2 separate regions of the Mus musculus genome follow, and region 1 is linked to region 2. Evidence: chromatin loops called from intact Hi-C (ENCODE). Cell type or tissue: left cerebral cortex. All regions are shown on one strand.

Region 1 (8,000 bases), 60 kb after region 2:
TGTACACTTGCAGGATTTTGTGATGTAGCCCAGGCTGGTGATCCTTCTGTCTTAGTCATGTGCTGGAATTGAGAGTGTCCACTACCACACCTAGTAGCCATTATTGTTCACCGGAGGGTCTCTAGAGGCCTTCCTAATGATTGATCTGGAAGGCAGGCTCTTAGATGATGTCTCAGGTAACAGTGGGAGGATCCCATGACATAGAAAAAGGGAGTAAATAAGAGCAGGGCAGGCACACATGGGGAAGGGGAGGACCCAGGGTTCAGGTGGGGCTAGAGGAAAAAAAAAACCAAACTTGTTGGCATTCAACTCTAGATTCTAAGAAGATGTCTTTTCAAATTACATGAAGAAAACTTAAACATTTTTGAAGAGTTGCATATTTAATGAGTATTTGGTTCATATAGTGAAATAGGTGACTATGAGACACATTGGCACCTGGGCCACTACCCAGTAGAAGAGAGAGCGTCACTATCGGTTGGTTGTACATGTTGTGTGTGTTCTGGATCGGGTGGCTTCCTTTTTAAAAATGGCTCTTGTGTCAAGACTGGTCTTGAATTTGAATGTGATTGGTAATGAATGCCTTTGGATGTCTCCCGTTTCCACCTCTGGATCGCTGGGATTATTATGGGTCTGCACACTGTTTCCTGAGCTGCTGGGGCTTGAAGTGAGTGAGAACCCAGGCCACGTGAGATAAGAATTCTGCCACCTGAGTGAGGTGTCTTCTCCCATGTCTTTGTTTTTTTTTTTTTTTTGTTTGTTTTTCCTTTTTTGAAATAGCTGTCTTGTAGCCCAGGATGGTTTCAAACACACACACTGCAATCTTTTTGCCTTCCTCAGTCTCCCAAGGGCTAGGACTAAGAGTATAAATGATGATGCCTGGAGAAAATTTAATTTGTATTAAAGCATTACGTCTCAAAGTATATTGCCAGGAAGTATGTCTAGTACAAGACGTGCACAGAAGTCACCTGAGCTCTGTACAAAGTTTTATCTTATACCTAAGTAGCTTATGCATCATTAACTTTAGTCACCTACTGGGTTTTTGAGATAGGGCCTTGCTATGTGGCCCAGGGTGAACATGATCATACTCATGGGCTCACACCTCAGCCTCTCAAGAACATCTGCTGAGAAGTTTTCTTTTCTTATTTTTCTTACATATCTACCATCTATCTACCTACCTATCAGTAATCTACATATTTCCTAGCTATTGTCTTCCTTCTAAAAATTTATAAAAGATCTTTCTTTTTATGTGTAGGAGTGCTTTTCCTGCATGTAGGCATATTCCCTTGTGTGTGGCTTTGGCGGTCAGATGAGGGCATGGGATCCCCTGGAACTGGAAATTAACGACAGTTCTGAGCTATGATGTGGGTGCTAGGAATTGACCCGAGGTCCTCTGGAAGAGCAGTCAGTTCTCTTCACTGCTGAGTCATCTCTTCACCTTTAGTATATGATTTTTATTCTCCAAATTCTATTTCTATTAATTTTAAACTTATCTGTACATGTGTCTATGTGGGTGTGTGTGCACGGGAGCGCAGGTGCTCTAGGAGGAAGGCATCGCAGAGGTACCCCTGGATTTGGACTTACTGCTAGTTTCCAGTCACCTTATGTGGGTGCTGGAAACTGAGCTCAGGTCTCCCGGAAGAGAAGCAGTACATGAGATCTTAATCACTGAACCGTCTCTCCAGCCTCAGTGTAATTTTTTTTTTTTAAGCAAGGGTTTGAAGGGTCAACCTGAGGTTCACCTGTAAAAGGTGCTATGCTGACAAGCCTGATGTAGGAGAGAAGCGACTCCTATACTGTGTCCTTTCACCTCCTGTGTACATTAAGTGCTGTGACACTTAATGTGGACAGACAGACAGACACATACACACGCTCAAATTAACGTTAAAAAACATCAGGACAGCCAACACTATGTTAAAGAGACCTGATTCCACACCCCTCCAAAAGGGAACTAGAACGACTTTTGTGGTCCATGATCAAGTAATGTGATTTTTAACCCAGGAGCAAACTAAGTTTCAAGAGAATTTTAGAACTGTTCCTCTCATCTCAACAAGCAAGCCCCTTCTTAAAAGTGTTTTTCCCTCATGGAAACTAATAGCATATTTTCTTTTCCCCTAGCCCCTTGCCAAAAGAAACATTTCCACATTCCGCTTCTGTGCGAGAACAACTTCCTTAGATACTTGAGGACAGACGGTTCAGAGATTCATTTGTATTCTGCCTAAACTTGTTTCCAGGCAGAAGTGGGAAGAAGAAATGTAAAAGAGTGGAGTTTTTGAGAGGAAATGAAGCTTGTACTGTGTAATTCTCTGGGGGAAAGCTGGATAGACATGTTTAAACTACCACTTCAACAACGCTGCCCTAAAATGTGGGATCCAGCTAATCAGAATTAAGAGGCTGGTTTGTTAGGCCCTCAGGACTACTGGGCATGCTACTAGATTACCTCAAATAAGTGGTATATCAAGTCAGATATTAGGTTAGCGAATGTGCTGGTCATAACCTGCCTGTGGTCTGGTTCCTTAGGGGCAAAAAATCCTGAGGCTATGGCGCTTGCCCAAGAAGGAAGGTTCTGCAGTTTTTGCTTATCTTGTCAATCATGTCGTTTTCGCTCTATCACTTCCTCTTCCTTTGTGGACGAAAAAAATCTCAAGTCAGAAACAGGAAAGGTTAGCTTTTAATGGCTCGTCCGTACACAAACTACCTTCGAGGGTCCGCACTGCGGAGCAGAAAGTTACGTCTCTCCCCGCAAACCCAGAGTTTCACTATCTGCCAATCGCAGGTCAGGACTTCTCTCCTGAAACGCCCACGGGCTATGATTGGCATTAAATAAGCCCTATTGGTGCTGAGAACATGGAAGCGGTGGGTTCAGAACTGACCAATAGTATGCAGTTGGGGCGGGAGGAAGGTACGAACGAAGTGCGTGATGCCGCTCCGGGAAGCGAGGGCAGGAAGCTAGCCCAGCCAATGGCCGCCGCGGGCGGGTGTCGGCGCGCGTGCGCACTGGGGGTCCCGGAGCTGCAGGCGGGAGGTTGGGGGAGGGGAGCGAGCTGGAGCGCCGCGGAGCTCTAGCCGCCGCCGCAGCTCCCGCCGCAGCGAAGAGGCCATGTTGTGTGGTGTGTGGGGCGGGGGGAGGAGGAGGAGGGAGGAAAGCCGAGCGAGGAGACGGGAGAGACACCACACACGGCACAAGATGGCCGGAGAGGCAGCAGCAAGCCCAGCTGTCAGGCGGTCTGCCGCGGCCCGTGGGCTCGCCGCTGCGCTGGGAGCGCTACCCCGGCGTCCTGGAGGGCTCTGGGAGAGCGGGGAGGCCGCGGCTGGGGCGAGGCGGCCGCGCGCGATGTGGGAGCTCGCGGCCGGAGCGCCCGGGGAGGCCGGGCCCACGACGCCCGTGGCTCCGCTGCGGCAGCGGCGGTGCTGGTGTCGCGCGCGGCCGGGAGGCGGCTTCGCGCCGCGGGCGGGAGGCTGCGGCGGGCGACCCGTCCTGGACACGCGAGGAAGAGCGAGCCGATGGCGGCAGGGGCCGCGCTTCGACCCGGTGAGTAGCTCCCCTGCTCCCTTTATTGTCCTTTGTCCTTGGGAGGAAAAGCACGACGTCCTTGAGCGCGGGCGGGAGGGGCGGCGGGTGGCTGCCGGCTGGCTCTGCACACGCAGCCCCGGGCACTGCCGCGGAGGGCCGATGCCACGGGAGCACGGGGTCGGGCCACCGCGTTCCCGCTGCATACCCAGCCGGGCGCCGCGCTGCGGTCCGAGCCAGCGGGGAGAGGGCGGCGGCCGCGCCGTGGAACCCCTGCTTGCTCTGGTGAGTTACTTCGATACTTAGCGAGAAATAACAACAATCCTCCGTTGATGGGCTTTTAAAAATCTTTTCCAGTGAGGTGGGAACCCATCTTTGGGGTCGGATCTAAAAGAACAATGGAACCTCTCACTTCGCTTAAACCAAAATAAAACTTGTCTTTTTCCCCCCTTCTCCCTGTTGGGTGTTGGCTTTTAACTCTTTCTAAGCTGCTTTTGAGAACGGCTGTTAGTGTTCTAGATGCAAAGGTACCTTTCAGCTTGTTAAACGTCCGTGACGTTTGTTGTCTTTTAGAAAAGGCAAGTTACAGGAGTGCATCTAGTATTTCAAAAATGACGACGGCAACAAGGCAGTTTAAAGGAAGTAGATTTGATAATTATGGTGCAAGATGATGGCGTTTGATGAATACAGCTTATTTTTACCGAGAACTTTCGTTAAGACCATTTGACATCCTGATACTTGAACATAACCGTACTGTTTGATACTTTTTTAAATGAGTAGGTAAAGCCGTTATCAGCAACTTCTCACTTGAATGTTAAATCTAACTTGAGGCGGTTCCGACCCTTTACAAGTTAAAATTCATCTTGTTTAAAAGAGAGTGTATACTATTAGAAACCTTGGCCGTAAAAGTTAAGAAATATTCTAAAAGCAGAGCTCTTTAAGTTACTTAGTGTAAATCCTGAAGTAAGACTGCCATTGATGGGCGATGAAGAGGGGCCATATTTGTTGCATTTGTTGCACGTATAAAAGTCGAGGTGTGCTTAGAAACGGAACAGTATGGAAACAACAGTTTTAAAAAATTTGTTTCTGCATACTCATTTAAAAATTATTTGAGGTAATTTAGGATCAGTCGTTGGAAGACTAGGAGTGTTCAGACCTTTGTGTATTTTTGAATATATTTGTCTTCATTCTGCGGAGCTCTTGTGCTGTAAAGGTGAATAACTGCGTAAAGACAGTGTTGGGGAGACTTACGTAGCTCATCTAAAATCAAAGGTGCGGGTTGATTGGACCTTATTTCATCGGGTATTTACAGTAGAAAACAATTGGAATACCTTTTATGGGGTAGACATAGTCTATCAGTTGCCCATACCTTGATTTCTCAGAATTTCTCAGTACTAATTTTGTTTTTTCAAAAGAATGCTGTGGAATATTTTATCACTGAAAGTGGTTTTAAAGCGATTGAGAATGTAGTTCAGAATCCTTTTTGAGTTATAAAATGTGAAAATAATTGTTAGCAGATCTATGATCTTACATGATAAATTTGGTAGGAGAAAGACAATATTCTGGACCCTGGTTTGGTATTGAATGAAGGTCATTAGATACCACAAGTTTTAGAGCTGCTTAAAAGACAATGCTAATACCCCATTTGGTGAGATCAAATAGCTTCTAGTTTAAAATTTACAGTAACCAGTGGCCATTTTAAGTTCACTAATTTCTCCTGGAGGAGTTGATTTTTAATACTCATAAATATAAGAGCTATTTGAAGATGCTAAAAAAATTTAAGATCGTGGCATTTTTTAAAAACATTGTCAATGTTTCCTTTGTTTTTGTTTACCTGACTTAATGGAAAAAGGAAAGCAAAGGGATAGTCATTTGTATTTTCTGTGTGTCTTTTCGGATTCCAGTGTTTTAATCCCTAGTATGTGTCAGTACATTCCAAATGAGGAAAACAAAGACTGATAGGCATAGACATTTGAGATAAGGAATAACTGTAGGCAGAAATGTTCAGGTTGTATCACCCCACGTTTTTACATGAATCTTGTCTTTGGAATATTTTTCTCATTTTATCACACTGAGTCTTTGGTCAAGAAAACGTTAAAAATCAAAACATTTAAATATTTTTTCTTATTTTCTTTAAAGGTAACTTAGAAGATGATAATTAATGTGGTTGCTGATAATTCTGAATAAATACAGCTTTTATCCCAGGTAAGATTGGTAAATTTATTGGTTTAAACATAAAATTAACTTAATAGACTTTTGTTTTGCCTTTTTGGTGATGTATTTCAAACATTCAGTTAGTATTTATGATTTTAAAAAGTGATTATGAATGAATACATGAAATTAAAAAACATTTAAAAGCCTCTTTCGCTGAGTAAGTGGTTAAAGGAATATTCATATGGCCATTGTAATATAATGTACCTTTGAATAGTATAAATACTGCAGGTCTTTAAGGCTTTGTTTAATTTTGGTAAGAAGGTTTTAGAGCCAGGCATGGACCAAAATGGTCCTCCCCCCCCCCCCACTTTAATATCAAACTGTTTTTACATTTTAAATACTTGAGACTTAATAGGACATTAAAATTTTTTTTTTTGCCATTTAGACTAATAGATTTTAGGGAGCAATATGTCAAAAGTTAGTTTCTGTTCTGTATAAAGTTTTAAAACATTCTATTTGTTACTGATTTCTTCAGTAAGTTGTTTAGAATGTTGTTTTGTTTTCTCCAAAAGGTGTGCCATTTTGAAGACTGAGACCATAGAGTTCTAAGAATAAAGGAAAGAGCCCTTGGGAAATTATTATATATAGCAAGTAAGTTTTTTTAATTGTTATATTTGAATATTTGCCAACATTTGGGTAGGAATATATCATTAAAGCTTGTCAATAAAAAAATACTGTTTGACCGTGTATATATAAAAAAAAATGAGAAAATACCCAAATAGTTTTACCTTAAACCAAAATCCTTTTGTCTTAACTATTAAAACAGTTGATAGCTGTAACACATATCAATGCATACAACTGTATCCAGTAGCAAGACATTTGATCTTCCCAATAAAATGATACTTGCCTTTTCCCGAGGGTTAAATCTGCAGTGTTAAATTAGTGTTGTCTTTATATATATATAGTCTGAAAGATATATTGTTTAGTTCCCTTCCCACTCTGTCATAAAACAGTGTCCTGAAAATTTATAATTATTATTCCCTTGCTTCTTGAACTATATTTCAAAAAACTAAAAACAAACTTTGATGGCTTTATAATTATATAGTTAAAATACTCATATTTAGTAGTTCTTTAAACAACTACAAAAATAAATAGATTCCACCAAACTAAATGCACTGCTCTTAGAGGCTTCTGTCAGTGTCCTGGTGTTTTTGAACCTAAAAGAGAAATAGTTTTTGGGTTCAGCATACCATGAAATGATTATCTTAATAGGTGAATATTAAGGTGAATGCAGAAAATGTGACTCCTCATGTATGTAAAGAAATAAATCTGCCCATATAAGCTTGAATCCAGAAGTAATATTCAATTATTGTTTGTAAGTGATTGGCCACAGAAAATATGAAATTATAAGTGATGCCTTGGGAAATTAAAAAAAAAACACCAAGTGAATAGTTAATTAAAATGAGAGAGCATATTTACTTATATCTTGGGAATATATGGAAAATCAACTTGTGTTTACCTACTTTTGGGTCAAATAAGGGGAATAGACTAATTTTATTGCCTTTGTGTTAGCTTAGTGAAATTTTGTTTTGCAGTTTAGGTTTGTGTTATAAAAAAGAAAATGATACACTTTTAAATTCTATAATCTTTCAAAGATAGAATATATACAAAAGGATCTTTAATCCTATATTCCTATAACATGTGCTAAGACTAGGGTTTCCTTTCTGCAGCTGATAGAGTGTGTAGTTGCTATTTGTTGAACAGTTATAAAAATTGAGAATGATCTGTTTCCTATGATACTATCAGAACGTATGTATAAATTGGCAATATGCTTTATCTGAGGTCTTATTTGGACAGAAAAATAAACAGCTGGAGGTTAGAAATATTAAATAATTTTAATTTTTTAATTTAATAAGAGATGTAGTAACTGCTAAATTTCTAGTCTTTTAGAGGCAGTTTTTATAACCAGATAAATGTTTAGAGTAAATTGTTTTTTTGAAAAATAACATATTATCTTTATGATACTGCTATATTCAGTGTGAATAGTTATTATTTGAGCTAATTTAATGGAAAGGTTTACTGTCATGAGATTAGTCATCAGATATATCTTAGATAGTATTATGTGGCCTACAATGGTATATGCTTTACTATATATGATCAAGGTAAGTTTTTGTCACGTATTTTCTATTTATGGATTAAAGTAACGAATGCTTAAATATTTGGTTTTATCTTAGCATTTTGGACAATTTCTTTAATTCTTAAAAATTTCCTTATTCTAGTTGTGTTTATGTTGGAATATATTTGATGTTTTTATAGCTTTAAAGGATTAACATGACCA
Region 2 (8,000 bases):
AAACTAACAGACAAACAAACAAACAAAAAACCACGGGGGCTGGGGAGATGACTCAGCGGGTAAGAGCACTTGACTGCTCTTTCAGAGGTCTTGAGTTCAAATCCCAGCAACCACATGGTGGCTCACAACCACCCGTAATGAGATCTGACGCCCTCTTCTGGTGTGTCTGAAGACAGCTACAATGTACTTATGTATAATAATAAATAAATCTTTGGGCTGGAGTGAGCAGGGACTGAGTGAGCAGTTGACCAGAGCAAGCAGAGATCCTAAAAATTCTATTCCCACCAACCTCATGAAGACTCACAATCATCTGTTCAGCTACAGTGTACTCATATACATAAAATAAAATAAAATAAAATAAATCTTTAATAAAAAAAAAAAAGAAAAAAACCCACAAAAACTATAATGAGTTCATGTGCAGTGTGCCGGGTGGTCAGCCTGACTTAGGCCAACTAAACACAATACTTTTTTTTTTTTAGTTTTTTCGAGACAGGGTTTCTCTGTGTAGCCCTGGCTGTCCTGGAACTCACTCTGTAGACCAGGCTGGCCTCGAACTCAGAAATCCGCCTGACTCTTCCACCCAAGTGCTGAGATTAAAGGCATGTGCCACCAGTGCCCGGCAAGCTTTTTTTTGTGTGTCAGTGACTGGTAGGCATGGATCAAAATGGCCTCAGCTATGCTGGGGGAGGGCAGACCTCAACACTTACACACACCCATGCCATGGGTACGAAAATTCAAGGATGCTCCAGTTCCTAATATAAAATGCAACCTATAAACATCTACCACAGCCCCTTACATCATTTCTAAATTATTTATAACTACCTAATACAATGCAAATGTATGTGTGTAAGTAGCTGTTAAATCATATTGCTTAGGGACCGTGACAAGGAGAACAATCTGTGCTTGTTTGTACACGCATGTTTCCGTTAGTTTTGACCCACTATTGGCTGAATCCTCAGCTCCATCTACGTGTACATTAACTCAATTCATCCTCACAAGCCAGTGAGGCAAGTATTTAAACTTCTGAAGCCATGAGAGGTTAAGTAACATAGTCAAAATCACACGGCTTGCATTGCTTTCAAACTCCTCGTGAAGAGTGGCAAAATAGAGCCGGGCATCGGTGAGGTGAGTTCGAGACTAGCCTGATCTGCATAGTGAGTTCGAGGATGGCCAGGGCTATAGGGCTACACAGACGGGAAAAAAAAAAAAAAAAAAAAAAAAAAAAGGAAAAGAGAAAGAGAAAGAGAAAAAGCAAGAAAACAGATGTGGTGGCACATGCCTATATTCCACACTTAGCAGCTTGGGGGCCAAGAGGCTGCCAGTCTGGATGCCACCCGCAGCTTGTCTCTGTCAGCAACAGTATTAACAAATTTATTTTCTAAATTGGGCATGGTGGCTCACGCCTGTAACTCAAGCACTTTTGAGGGTGAGGCATGGGAGCTACCTAGAGACTAAGGCCAGGCCTGAGTTCCAGGCCAGTCTGTATTACAGAGTAAGACCCTGTCTAAAACACAAAAACCAACAAAACAAAGGCTAGGTGAGGTAACACAGGCCCATGATCCCAGCATTTAGGAGGTAGAGACAAGCAGGGTCGGGCTCTTCGACTACTATAGAGTTGAAACTTGTGGCCAGCCTGACACAGGGTGGCAGAGAGCAAAGTGTTATCATTAAAAGCTTTGGGTTCATTTTCTTTTATTTTATCATACAATGTGCTATTACAACTAGCACAGTTAGGGGAGGTTTGTTCAGAAGTCTAAATGTTTAAATAAATCTTATTATTGTTGGAAATACAAGTCTATTGAACATTTTATGTTTAAAGTAGATTTTTGTTTTCTTTTTTCTTTTTTTTTTTTTTTTTTTTTTTTTTTGGTTTTTCAAGACAGGGTTTCTCTGTATAGCCCTGGCTGTCCTGGAACTCACTCTGTAGACCAGGCTGGCCTCAAACTCAGAAATCCGCCTGCCTCTGCCTCCCAAGTGCTGGGATTAAAGGCATGCGCCACCACCGCCCAGCTTTTCGAGACAGGGTTTCTCTGTGTAGCCTGGGCTGTCCTGGAACTCACTTTGTAGACCATGCTGGCCTGGAACTCAGAAATCCGCCTGCCTCTGCCTCCTGAGAGCTGGGATTAAAGGCGTGCGCCACCACGCCCGGCTAAAGTAGATTTTTATATTATAGTCAACAGAATGCAGGGAATCTGGAGCCATTTGGATTGGATTCTAGTTTTAACTCTAACACCGTTCTGAATATAACTCCTTATTTTCTTTGGAATAAATGCTGAAATAGTTCAAGTTGGAAAGTTACACTTACCCAAAAAAAAAAAACAAAAACAAAAACAAAAACAAAACAAACCTTTCCCGTCCGCCCTGGCAACCTACCTCCTTTATTGGAGGTGAACCATGTTGAAACTTGGTTGCCTTTGCTTCGTTTTTATGTATATACCGTACAAGCGAATGCGTGTACAATTTGGATTGTTTCAAAAACTCTAGCACGGTCCATGGAAATGGGAACCAGCTTCCTCTCTGACAAAGCAGTGAGCCAGGGAGAGTACAAGGCGAAAAGTACATGAATTGCCCATATTAAAGTCTGGCTCGGGCGTTAGCACCCCCACCCCAAGGCATCGTCATTATTAGAAGGGCTGCCAGGTACATAAAGGGTCTTCAGTAAGTCTCAAAATGCCCTTGGAGCGTGTTAAACGTCTGTCAGGTCTCCTTCACTCCAAAGCTTTCAGTTTAGGTGAGTGTGGGGAGACCTCCAAGGAGGTCCCTGAAGATGCTGACCAAGAGAACCTCACAGTAAAGCATCCGCTGCCCTAGATTCCGATGCAGGCTCCTCGTCCCGCGCCTTAGTGGTCTGTGACCCCGGGTGTGACCACTGTGATCCTGGGAGCCACCTAGGATGTCTAAGTAAGAGACCGCACGGGCCCCGCCCACAGCACACACCCGAGAAATGCTAGTCTGGAATGAAACGCTAACGAGAAATCCACATAGAAAGCAGAATACCCAGGACAGGCTGCGGTGGGCAGACGGGCGGCACGAGTAAAGTTTTTACACCAAGCGCCCGTCTCTGCCGCAGCGACCTTCTGATCACTCCGGAAGAGAGGCGTTCCCACGCCTGACGCGGGTCATCCTCCCCCTCGCAACCCGCGCACCCTCGGGATGGCGGCGGATGACGACGGCGGCGGCAGAGTGTGGACGTGCCTCGCGCCGCGCAGCAAATGGCGGAGGAGGCAAGGCGTGGCCCGCTGCGCCGCGTCCGGCCACCAGGGGGCAGCCGCGCGTCTGAGTCCCGCAACCGGCTGGAACCGGTCTGGCCGGAAGTTGGGCTGGGGCCTTCTCTTCCGCAGCCGCGCGCCACGTGGCCGGGATGGGGTGGGGTGGGGTGGGGATGGGGCGAGGAGGAGGAGGAGGAGGAATGCACGAAAACAACAAGATGGCGCCGCGGGGGATGGGCGCCTTGCCTGCGCCCTCGGAACCCGGAGCGTCCCGAAGGGCGGAGTGGAAGGGCCGGTCGGGGCCCAGCCTGCGGGGCGTAGCCGGCTTCCGCCAGCTTGGGAGGCCGCTTGGACAGGCCCAGGGTGCGGTCGCCAGCGCGCCCATCACGAGACCCCTGGCCGGGATCCAGGACTCCCTTTGGGCCTTCGCGGCGCCTTTCCTTAATTTGCTTTGTCCGCTTTGCATTTGTCCTCTGAGCGTTGTCGACCTCCTAGGGGAGCGATTAGATCAGGGCGAGGCCAACAGCGAGCAAGAGCAGGAAAAATGCTGACCGTGGACCCCGCCGGGGTCAGCAATGGTAGAGATGGAACCTGCTGGGAGGTGGACCACACCCCACCCCTATCCACCCCGGGGCGCTTCGGGACCTCCTCACTGTAGGGGCGGCCAGTGTGGCAGAATCCAAGCTTGTCTGTTTGGCTTTTGTGAAAAAAAGCAAAAAAAAAAAAAAAAAAAAGAAAAGAAAGAAAGGGAAATCTGGTTTTGTATGTATTAAAACGTAGGAAATTAGGCATAATTGTCTAGTATCCTGGAATTGCTGCGAAAGCCTGAAGCCTCCCCTTCCTGCCCAAATCCGTGTAACTCTACTTGCCCCACCCCGTAGACATTCCTGACCGGTGGAATTTATTTTAGATGGGCCTGAGGATCGCAGATGTGAGGTTTTGTTGGGTTTTATATCTTTTTAAATAAGTTAACACACGTTACTCTGAATGTGATGGTATATTTAGAATAAGACATTTGTCGCCTTGGGATTTGAAAGCCTTTTAGAATAGGTTTCAAATTCTTTCCCATATTTGCGATTTATGAGGCCTTTGGCCTATCTCAAAATAATAAGACCCCTCCCCTCTAAATAGCACCTGGCTCCCAAGGACCTTAGAAGTTTAATTAATAAATATTTTGGATAAAATGCGGAACTATTACGGTGTTAGTTGGGAGGGAGGGAGGAGAGTAGCTTAAGACAAATCTCCAAGCTCGTGATCAAAACAGCATCGATATTAAGTGGTAAACTACAAGTGAGACAGTGACATCAATGACTGGGGGGTGGGCGGAGCCCAAGCTTAAATGTGCATTTTTGACGAAGGGATTTGGGGACCTACTTCACCCCACTCCTTAGGTTTTGTGTTCTTGTGAATTGTATTGGCAGGCATTCCCGAAAGCACTTGAGCCCTCTGAGGAACCAAAACACTGCGTAACGACTCCCAGTCACCATTAGTGCCAGGGGCCGCAGAGTTAAGGAATGGAATTCCGAAACACAAAGGGCTCTAATCTTTCCTCTCCTAGGCCTAAGGAAAGAATACAGCTTTGTCTGTAGCAGTTCCTCGACCAGCAGCATAATGGCCGACTTCCTATATTTTTCCGGGTTTCCTTGCTTTCTCCTTCATAGGAATGGTTCAGACTCAGTCGCCTGCAACTCTTTTTACAGTTGTCACACATGAACGTTCCTAGGGTTTTAAAATGTTGTCTCCAGAATTTCATTAGCGCAGACTTCCTGATATAAAACGTATCTCTGACTTTTTAATGAAGTATTATAACAAACTTAAAAGGAATTTAAGAAAATGTGAAGATGCCATCTTCCAAGAAATAGCTCAAATACTTTTAGCCCTCCGCATAGATTAGTTTTCTGTGGAAGATGAACACTGCATGTGGAATCTGCTACCTCCTTTTACTACCTTTATTTTAAAATGCTTTTTTTCAGGAGCTAGGAGATGTGGCTAAATGTGACCTTAGGATCCTGAGGCCCCCACATCACCCGTCTCTCAGAAAGTTTTATTTCAAATGCTGAATAAAAACAAAACAAAACACATGAAAACTATAATGAAAAATATCACCCAGAATCCCATTCGCAAGAATTACCACTGTAAGACAAATTGTGTCGTTGATTACATGATGCACATATAGCTTTGTTGTCGACATTTTGCACTACAGTACAAATGTACAATTTTCTTGTTAGTAAGACTCTTCAAGATTTATGGTCGGGATTGGTGGCATGCACACACAATCCCAACCGACACTTGGGAGGCGAGAGCAGGAGAAATGCAGGAGTTGGAGGTTAGTCTGGGCTTCATTATAGAATCCGTCTTTAAAGGGGTGAGGGATCCGCTGGTAAAGTCCTTGCTGGCTGCAAGCCGGTTTACCTGCGTTCCATCTCAAAGAACACGTGGGTGGGAGAAAAGTTTATACTTGCCTGCGGTATAATCTCTGACCTCCACGCTCTTGCTGACCCCTCCTGCTCACTTAGTCACATAACAATTAAAGAAAAATGTTTGTTTTATTCTTAAACATTTTAGAATCTACATAGTGTTAAAACAGATAAATATAATTAACTATTAGCCATTCTTTCATGAATGGATGCTGACTTTAATTTTTGTGTGTGTGTGGCAGTATTCTACACTGAGCTACATCCATCCCCTGCCCAGTTTGCTGACTCTGACGCACTTCTCAAATAGATGTGGATACTTCGGTCAAAAAAAGTGTTTTGTTGATGGTTTCGTGGGTTTGTTTTGTTTATTTTGAGGAAAAAAAAAAAAAGTCTCATTGGGAAGCCCCGGTTGGCCTCTATAGATTTTCCTATATAGGCCAGGCTGTTCTTGAACTGACAGTAACCTGCCTGCCTCTGCCTCCCTAGTGCTAGGATTGCAGGCTTAACCCACCACACTAGACACAAAGAAACTTTTTGTTATTGTTTCTATATAAAACACAGTTTACAATGTATCTGACTTTTTTTTTTTTGAAAACTCTAAAACATTTTAATTCCAAATGGTATAGTTAATTCTGTTGCATCTAGAACCTTCTAGTTACAGTATATCATTAACCCATTGTTTCCTGCTCTAAAGGCAGTAAGACCTGGGAGAATAAAGCCTAAAAAGGGGAGGGACTAGAGTCTCATGCACTAGCCAATGTTATTCAGAGCATTAGACAGTTTATTCTTCTGAGGGCTAAGAGAAATCGCCTGAGTAAAGTGTAGAATCACAAAGACAAGCTGCACATTGCCAAAGCATGCTAATCCTTAGAGGCAGATAAACAATAGCCAGGGTAGTGAATACTCTGAAGTAAACCCTCTCCTATCCACTGTACCTGGCCGGACAGAAAAACACATTCCAAGAGCAATTCCGTGGTTTTGAAGAAACTGAGGTCACAAACCTTTCTGTTTTCTTGGAGTTTTCTCACAAGCACTCAGGGTTCCCCTCCCAGGACTCCGTTCTTGGACCGTGTTGCCAGCCACTCACCTAGGCCAAATCTTAGCTCTGACCTTGCTTTATCCGCCTGTGAGATGCTTCCCTGTGCATTCTGTTCTCTTCTTCACCAAGTGCAAGTCGTGAACTGTTATCCTTTTATGTAGATGTGTGCCCAAGAAATACGGCTGGGGATGTTAACTTCAAACTGAATGTTTTGAAAGGACTGTGCACTGTCACCTTGCAAACCACTTGGAGACTCCTTTTCCTGTCATTTCTCTGCATGGTTTATTTCTATGTATGGATGTGTATAAAAGACAGTCTTTGCCGCTGCAGTTTCCAATGCGGAGAAAAGTGATAAGCTTTGCAGTTTTCTAAAATTGTCAAAGTGTAAATGAATTCTGGGATTCGCTATATGGAGTCCTTTCCTTTGTTTTTAAGGCTGAAAGCCTCTAACCACCATTTACCATCATTTCGGTAGCAATTTTCAGTTATGATGTTAAGTTGTCTTATTGTTCACAGGGCAGGAAAGATGGCTGTCTTCAAAGATAAAGACCTGTGTAGTTCTGAGGTTTTCCCACTAGGCACATGTTTATGGTGCTTGCCAAGATCTCCTTTGCGCTCTAAAAATGATTCAGAGAACACAGAGCTATCAAAGAACAAAACAAAGGCATGAATAAGAAAGTACCAATTAGGAGCCGATATGTGGTCATTTAAAATCTATTTGGGGAATACAATGCTCTCTCTTTTCCTTGGAAAATATCAATTCTGACCAGTTATTTTATAATTTTTTTATTTTTATTTTTATTTTAAGTAAATTGGTGTTTTGCTTGCATGTGTGAGAGAGTCAGAGTCCCTGGAACAAGTATTATAGACAGTTGTGAGCTGCAATGTGGGTGCTGGGAATTGAACCTGGGACCTCTGAAAGAGCAGCCAGTACTCTTCTTAATCTCTGAGCCATCTCTGCAGCCCCCTGATCACTCTTTTTAAATGGGTGGAGTATTTATTTGTTCATTTTTTCCATTTTATTATTTTAATGATTTTTTGTTGTTGTTGAGACAGGATTTTCTCTGTATTGGCTGTCGTGGAACTCACGCTGTAGTCCAGGCTAACATCAAACTTAGAGATTTGCCAGCCTCTGCTTCTCATACTGTGACCACTGCCTAGCTTGCTTGCTTGCTTGCTTGCTCTCTCTCTCTCTCTCTCTCTCTCTCTCTCTCTCTCATGTCTACATTAGGGTGTAGAATCCCCTGGCATCATAGACAGTTGTGAGCTGTCATATGGGTCCTGGGAATTGAACCCAGGTCCTCTGAAAGAGCAGTCAGTGCTCTTAACCACTGA

The links. Hi-C counts contacts between places; a loop is a spot of excess contacts. Peaks named below come from ENCODE experiments on the same cell type or tissue, not always from the same donor. Only the 100,000 strongest peaks of a DNase experiment are listed, where the experiment ranks them.
Region 1: a loop joins it to region 2, with 6 times the contacts of the local background. A loop is called at or near these places in 22 of 42 quality-filtered maps.

The regions. Positions count from the first base shown.
Region 1 is chr7:73,553,568-73,561,567 of GRCm38, reverse strand. It overlaps Chaserr (CHD2 adjacent suppressive regulatory RNA), which reads left to right and starts at 3,173. Exons shown (of 5, transcript NR_037569.1): 1 at 3,173-3,529; 2 at 5,648-5,713; 3 at 6,235-6,313. RefSeq lists a cis regulatory region at 2,602-3,691. In left cerebral cortex, no CTCF peak of the experiment used is centred here; DNase peaks (open chromatin) are centred at 2,889, 3,584, 4,465 and 4,689; H3K4me3 peaks cover 5,990 bases; H3K27ac peaks cover 3,998 bases.
Region 2 is chr7:73,613,781-73,621,780 of GRCm38, reverse strand. No RefSeq gene overlaps it. Among named protein-coding and RNA genes, the nearest start is that of Gm30149, 9.0 kb to the right of the region's middle. In left cerebral cortex, CTCF peaks have their summits at 3,255 (motif pointing right) and 7,277; DNase peaks (open chromatin) are centred at 4,564, 5,515, 7,019, 7,195 and 3 more places; H3K4me3 peaks cover 2,743 bases; H3K27ac peaks cover 5,710 bases.